3 separate regions of the Homo sapiens genome follow, and regions 1 and 2 are each linked to region 3. Evidence: chromatin loops called from intact Hi-C (ENCODE). Cell type or tissue: PC-9. All regions are shown on one strand.

Region 1 (2,500 bases), 380 kb before region 3:
GCCTTCTGCTGGACCCATGGTGACGAACTGTGGGCCCTTGTCTCCAGAAAGCCAAAATAACATCCCTGGGGAGAGAGGATATAAACAGGCAAAAAGAAACCAAGTGAAGAGTCAGGTGACACATTGGGAGAGCAGAGAGGAGCAAGAGCTGGTCAGGAGGCCCTGCCTGGTGTCTAGTGCCTCTGTCCTCCGACCCTGCCCCACCACCATGTCTTTGTTTGTCCTACGTCCACACTGTCTTCACCTGCCCCTGACTTCCACAGGCGGTGGCGGCCTTTCCTGCCCGTCACTGCACTCCTGCTGCTCCTCCAGCTGTTAGCAACTGGTGTGTGTCCTTAGTGTGTGCCGAGTTATCAGTTCTACACGTTATTTTACTCATTCCTCACAACTCCATCATTAAGTCAGAATTTTCATCCCTGCTTTTCAGAGGAAGAAAACAAGGTTTTGAGAGCTCACAGATCATGTTCAGATGGACAGTTAGGAAGTGATGGGCCTGGGCGTAAATCCTGTTTTGTCTGATTCCTAAGGCCTGTGACTCTAACCACCTGCTATAAATGCCTTCATGCACAACTTTATTTGCCCCACACTGCTCATCCTAAAAGAAAAAATGCTGCTCTCCCATGGGAGTCTTTCCTGATGTCTCCTGCAAGAACTCTCTCGGCCCGTGTCCGCCGCTTGCCAATCTTCCTTTACTTCACCGTGATGGGGTCCTGCCCATCCCTTGTTGGACCGTGGGCCCTCTGAGGTGCACTAGTATCCCCCAGGTGCTTTGAATGCAGCAGGCACTCAGGACCATCTGGGATTCTGCAAGATGGAGGGTTTCTGGAGCACCTCCATTACTGAGTAGCTCCGGGGTATGGTTGTGAAAAGAAATTTAATTTTGAAATTCCAAAGAACCAGGTTACTTTTCTATTTCCTGACTTCCTCCCTTAGACTTCATGAGGGAGTGGTTCGGTTGGTATTTGAAAGCTCTGAGCAGCTGCAGTTTTCATTTCACTTTTAAAACAACCAGTGAGTTTTGGTAATTCTCCTAAAGAAGCCTTGGGTGCTGGAGAAGAGATGCTCAGCCAAGGCTGCAGAGGCTTCAGCCACTAGCATGGATGCAGTTGGGAGGGACAAATGCCAGTGTCACATTCATCAGCAGTTCCTTCGCTCACTTCTACCTCTACTGAGAACAGGGAGCTTGGGGTTGAGAAAACGTTTGATGCTTTTGAAATGCTGAGAAATGAAGACATGGTTGTTGTACGAATATGCATGTCCATGCCTGCCGTAGGACAACGTAAGTGTCATGACACTTGTAACCACAAGATGTCAGTATGGGATCAGTCCTAGGGGTCATAGGCTTCAACTCCTGCTTCCAGGAGGAGAAGGCACCGTGGAGGCGCTGGCTCTCCTCGTTTGTTTCCTTCTGCAGCAGTGTTACCCCACAGGCTGCATTTCCGATTCATTTTCCCTGTGCCGTTTTCCATGGGCTCACACCTCATCAGAAGGCTTCTCTTCGCTTTTCTCTCTAAGCTTAAATACTTTCCTCACTCCTACTTATGTCCCAAGTCACCTTAGGAATTCCCCCATTTTGGTGTTATCGCAGCACTCTACTTTAAAAATTTGCAAAAGGATATAAGTTACAGCATAGTTTTATCTCTTATCTAAGGAGGGTTTCAGCATGAGGAAAAAATGGTATCTCTGGTAAGAACAGCACTATTAGGATGTTTTTTCTTTTTTGGTAAAAGCTTAACCTATAGGGAAAATAGCTGAGCAGAGCAAGCAAAAGAGGGAGAAGTGGTGTTCAGGGCAGAACATGTGTCTGTTGAGGCATTTCTGTGCAACATAGGTAGGCTTTTGTAGCCCTCAGAAAGAGGTAGGTATATTGCACCCATTATTCTGATGAAGAAAGATGAATTATAATACCTTTCCTACAACTAGTTAACTACTAGCTGGTAAACTAGTGGCATAGCCTGGAAACTAGTGGCATAGCCTGGATTTGGAGTCCGGTCTGTTTGTCGCAGAGCCTGTGACCCCCAAAAGCCTGGGAGTGTTACTCTTGTCTCTATCATAAAGCAAGGAGGAGTCTTAAGAATCCATTCAGGAGTTTCAGCAAATATCTCCCCAGAGACCTGGCTACATGGAAGATGCCATGTTGTGAATAATACAGAGACCTATTAAATATATTATTTGCCCTCAAGAAGCTAAATAAAGTCAAGGAGGGGGGTAGGAAAAGACATGTAAATTCAGCTCAGTATAAATCAATCAGAGGATGGTAACATTTCCATGAAGTGGTTGGAGGGGCAGCAAAGCAGAGGGGAAGGGCCACGGTCCAGGGTGAGTTCTGTCCCATCTATGAGCAATTTGTAGGATCTGCCTTCAATAAATCTACCAAATGAAAAGAGTGTTGCTAAGGTCGCGTTTACCCCAACATTCTGAGATTCTAAGGTGGAATATGAGAAGGGGCATAATCCAAGCCGGCAGAGGTTGCCACCCTACGTGCCTTTGTCCCCCAGAC
Region 2 (2,500 bases), 130 kb before region 3:
TAGTTTTAATCTACTTTGTAATCCTAGTTTATTCCTTCAAGCAGCCAATTTCATAAAATAACATTAAAAACAAACACATAATTTAAACCAATCTGTTGTAATAATCCCAACATATCCAATTCTTTTAATTTACCAAGTTAAAGAATTGTAATTATCAGAATTTCATTTAGTTTTAATTATTAGAGCACTTTAGAGTGATAAAAGTCAATGTGATAAAAGATGAAAAATTTTATTAATAAACAATTACAGAATTTAATTCACTTTTATTTTTTGTCAAGTATGGAATAGGTAATAAGCTAGTCATATTATTTTATAAAAGAATGGAAATGCAATAAATTTCTCCTATTATGAAGAAAATGAAGGTCTCTGCTTATTACATGGAGAATCCATTACAAAACTTTAAATGAAATTATAGATGATACATCAGAACAATCTTTCAGATATTCAACAGTTTATATACTCAGTACCTCAAATAGAAGACCTCTAGAACTACTATAGGATTCACACCATGGAACAGATTTAAAACAAGTGCCAAGAAATGTCACAGATTTTATAAGCCATCCAACCAGACCAGTTTGAAAGTCTGGAGTTGTAGCTGCCCAGCAGGCATGCTTGATTAAAATGGAGACTAATTTTGGAATATGAAGCAAATTCATAAAAAAAAAAAAACTAAAAGTCCATTGACTAGTAACAAAGAGGAACTATCTCTCCTGGCCAACACGTTTTATCCCCAGAAATAAACAATTGTCACCACATATGTCTTATAACTTAGAGGGTTTTTTTGGTTACATTATGTATCCATTATACTTTTAGAATCTGAGGGAAATGCTATGAATTTCCAGTCCTGTTGGATGACACTTTATATTGTAGTCCTTCCTTGATGATTCTCTGGTTCCTATTATGAAAAACAGTAAAATAATAATAGCTACTTACATTTAGAGAGAACTTCCCATGCATCAAGTACCATTCCAGGTCCTTTGTCAATTTTTTTCTATAATATGGAATATCATTTAAAAAATCACTTTCAAGTGCTTCCCAGAGAATATGCCCCAATGCAAGAATGGCAGCAGAGAAGCAGTCTCCTCCAAGATTCGTGACTGTCATCAAGATTTAAGAGTTGGCATAAAAACTTCTGCTGAAGACCTCTTCTGAGCACCAAGGCCACAATGTCCTACAAGTTTTGCTTCATTAATCCCCTGACCTCAGTCTACCACTTTAGTCTTGTCTGTAGTCCTTAACCCCTTTATCACCTGGAGAGCACAGAGAATCTGAGACTGTTTAAATCTTAGCTACTACTCAAATGGACCAGAGAAATGGCCCGATGTGTGTGTGTGTATATATATATGTAATTTCACACAAATGAAGGCCTATCATTCCGCCATTCCTATTCTCACAATCATCCATTCCTTCCTTGGATTTCAAAGTAATCAGAGTCAAAACCTCAAAGCCCACATTTCAGGATATTCTTGATCTCATGGGCTTAGGACATGGTGAAATGGGCCTTTTTCATGAGTCATCTATCTCACCTTGATCCCTCTGGCTTGTAATACAGTGAAAAAAAAAAAAAAGATTGACATTAAACTTTGGAAAACTACCAAATCCAGGTATAAATCATGAGAAAAATATGTGAAGAATGGAGAAAAAGAGAGTAATAACTACACAAAGCAGCAAGAGAATTACAACAAATGAGTAAAAAAAAAAAAAAAAAAAAAAAAAAAAAAAAATTGCTGAATGTCCTAATAGTCATCGAGGGCACATATTATGAGATTTTACTATATTTTAATACTTGGTATACCTGCTTCAAAGGTTCAAATGAAAAAAGTAGTTCCTTAACCAAATGGAAAATCCTACTCCTATAGTCTGCTGCAGGACACTAAGTGTTCCCCAGGAGTAAAACTGGGAAATACTTGCATATTTTTAACTAAAAAGGCTAACGATAGAAAAGACAGAATTGAAGACTTCACATTTATAAGGAGATTTGTAAATGTACATAGTACTTGACATTATGTTTACCCTCTAACTCAAAAGAGCAATCCTCAAACAAATAGAACAAAGCAAGGAAAATCTTTTCAGAATTTAAGACTTACTTGTATAACATCTCTGCCCAGGTGTGCAATATATAACCACTCCACTGGAGTATACAAATGTTTGAGAATCACTGCACTAGCGGTTCATTTAGCAATTATTAAGCAATTGCTGGAGGCCTTGTTGGACAAAAGGATAACAGAACAGACCCCACCCTCAGGAAACAATAGCTCAATACTGTAAATGGGCATAAATATGCCCAACCGGCTCTACTGTACATGAGACTGTAATATATAAGATCACAGTCTGTGTAAGTTTCAGAACAAACTGCTTTTCTTGTGAAAATATTAAATAAACAAGTCAATGACTAGATAACTGTTTTTTCACTGTTTTTGGCTTCTTACAAGTCTATTTCTATCACTAATGAAGCCACAATGTTTTCTGCTTCATTGTACCTGTCTCTCTTTTTCTTAGC
Region 3 (2,500 bases):
TCTTCTTCCTTGCAATATGTCACTGGGTGTGAAGAAGGAAAGAAGGTGGGTTCTGGGTCGGTGCTCCTCCCAGATTAGTGAATAATAGCGAAGACTTAGCTTCTTGTGCACAGTTGCCACTCCTCCCCCAATACACAGTGGGGAAAATTCTGTGTGTGGTTCACCCTGAGGCAGGAAGCCTGGAAGACAGAATCTTCTTGCCTCTCTTCCTCACATCTCTCATTCTCTTAAGCATCTTGACTCTAAGAGGTCCTCTGAGTATTGATTTTAACAGCAGTGGAAGGTGGGACAATGTGAAATTCAGATGAATGAAGTGAGAAAGGTAAAGGGTGAAAAAGCTTTGGTCCTGAGGGCAACAGAAAATGAAAGCATTTGTTGATAAATGATTTACGTTGGCAGCTTAGAGAGTGTTTTGAACAGTGGCCATGTCATCAGAACAAGTGTGATTTCCTAAGAGCACTACTTTAAAAGGTAATATTAATTTGGATGAATACGTTCTGATATATTAAAATGTCAACATTCTTATTTCATAGCTATGTTTAGTTTTTTAAAATGTTGGATAAAAGAAAAAATGAATTTCATTCTATTACCATAAGGCCAAGACACGACTTGGGATGAGATGGAAAAGTATGTGTGAAACTCTGAAACTTTTTGCCACAATAGTGCCCTGAAGGGTGGGTTTAAAGGTTAAAAAATTCAGCGTATATTTGAGTTGACTCATACATTTTTAAGGACGGGTGTCCATTTCCTCCCTCTGTGTTACTATATCAAGTCAAGCTGATGAAGTGAGAGCCAAAGAAAACAAGCCCATCCCCCAACACCCCACCAAGATTGCAGAAATGCTGGTTAGTTGATTTCTAATGTCAGCTGTTCTTTCAGTGAGAGATTTGCAGGGAAGAAAATCAGATGTTGTTTTGAAGAAGTGCTTTTGTTTTTTTTGAAAGCAAAAACTGAGAATTTATTGTTTCATGTATTGGAAGAGTTGGGGAGTGGCCTGACCTCTGGCAGAGCTGAATTTAGTGACATAGATACAGCCAGATTCTTTTCTTTTCTCTTTGCTTCTGGAGTCTGCTTTTCTCCATCAGGCTCCTCTCTCCCTTCAAGGTGCAAGATGGCCACCTGCCGTTCCAGGTGAAGAAGTATTTTAGAATATTATGACCCTGGAGGCTTTTCTTCAAGCTTTAGTAAAACCGTAGTCATGCACCTCATAAGGATGTTTTGGTCATGGACTGCATACATAAAGGTGGTCCCATAGGATTATAATAGAGTATTTTTACTGTACCTTTTGTATGTATAGATCATTAAATGTACAAATTCTTACATTATGTTACAGTTGCCTACAGTATTCAGTACATTAACGTTGCTGTACAGGTTTGTAGCCTAGAAGAAATACACTACACCATGAAGGTCTGTAAGTGCTCTCTCTGATGTTCGTGCAACATGAAATAGCCTAACAACTGTCAACCTTATTAAAATAATGATTCAGAAACTGTGATTAGGTATAGAGTTTATTCAGGCCCAAAAGGTGGAAAATGGCCACCTGGAAGCATAAATTCAAGTTGCCTTGAATATATACGATTAGCAGATGTTACAAGTGATTTTGTTTGTTCATTTCTTTTGAGACAGGGTCTCTCTCTGTCACCCAGGCTGGAATGCAGTGGCGGGATCATGGCTCACTGCAGCCTCAACCTCCCAGACTCAAGTGATCCTCCCGCCCCTGCCTCCCAAGTAGTTGGGACCACAGGTGTGCACCACCATGCCCAGCCAATTTTTGTATTTTTGTAGAGACAGGGTTTTGCTTTGTTGCCCAGGCTGGGCTTGAACTCCTGGGCTCAAGTGATCAGCCCACCTTGGCCTCCCAAAGTGTTGGGATTACAGGTGTGAGCCATTGCACCTGGCCCCAGGTGGGTTTTTAAGGAAAAAAGAAGAGGCAGTTCCTAAGTTGTTTAACAAGAGTTTACATTAACATAAATTATTAATTGACTGTACATTGTTCTTTGTATTCCAAATTCCAGGAATATGACAATAATAAGGGAGGCAGCTAGTCAGGAACAAAAATGCCTTTAAGCAATTGCCACTGGGCACGGAGGGTGGCGGTGACCAAAGTCCTATGCTTACGTCTCTCTGGGCCTGATAAATTTTGCAAACCTCACATAGTTCAGACTACTTCAAGTTATTTTTCTTTTCTCACAACGCATTTCTCAGAACGTATCTCTTTTGCTTGACTGTACGTGGATTATTAGGGAAATAAAAACTTTGATAAGTTTAATATGTTTTACAGGACTACTTAATAGCTTGTTTATGCCTTTAAGTGTTAACCTATTCTGATAAGGCATTTATAATTGGTTGAACTTGTTATTTGTGGTCATTTTCATAAAATATGTGGACGTTTCCGTATCCCTTTATTTTTTTTAATTTAAAAACAAAATCAGAGGGAAGTTTTTATTATATAAGCATTTATTAAAATAAGTTGGGCAGAATGATGGACTCAGAAAATGAG

The links. Peaks named below come from ENCODE experiments on the same cell type or tissue, not always from the same donor. Only the 100,000 strongest peaks of a DNase experiment are listed, where the experiment ranks them.
Region 1: it touches region 3 in a loop (5-fold over the local background); 3 of 110 quality-filtered maps call a loop at or near these places.
Region 2: it touches region 3 in a loop (5-fold over the local background); 4 of 110 quality-filtered maps call a loop at or near these places.

Annotation. Positions count from the first base shown.
Region 1 is chr7:28,019,332-28,021,831 of GRCh38, reverse strand. All of the region lies in intron 1 of JAZF1 (JAZF zinc finger 1), which reads left to right. Among named protein-coding and RNA genes, the nearest start is that of JAZF1-AS1, 160 kb to the left of the region's middle. In PC-9, CTCF peaks have their summits at 1,106 and 1,308 (motif pointing right); a DNase peak (open chromatin) is centred at 1,301.
Region 2 is chr7:27,770,322-27,772,821 of GRCh38, reverse strand. All of the region lies in intron 5 of TAX1BP1 (Tax1 binding protein 1), which reads right to left. Among named protein-coding and RNA genes, the nearest start is that of TAX1BP1-AS1, 31 kb to the right of the region's middle. In PC-9, no CTCF peak of the experiment used is centred here; DNase peaks (open chromatin) are centred at 1,481 and 2,191; H3K4me3 peaks cover 477 bases; H3K27ac peaks cover 1,685 bases.
Region 3 is chr7:27,639,649-27,642,148 of GRCh38, reverse strand. All of the region lies in intron 2 of HIBADH (3-hydroxyisobutyrate dehydrogenase), which reads left to right. Among named protein-coding and RNA genes, the nearest start is that of HIBADH, 22 kb to the left of the region's middle. In PC-9, CTCF peaks have their summits at 905 and 1,109; a DNase peak (open chromatin) is centred at 748; H3K4me3 peaks cover 1,048 bases; H3K27ac peaks cover 1,649 bases.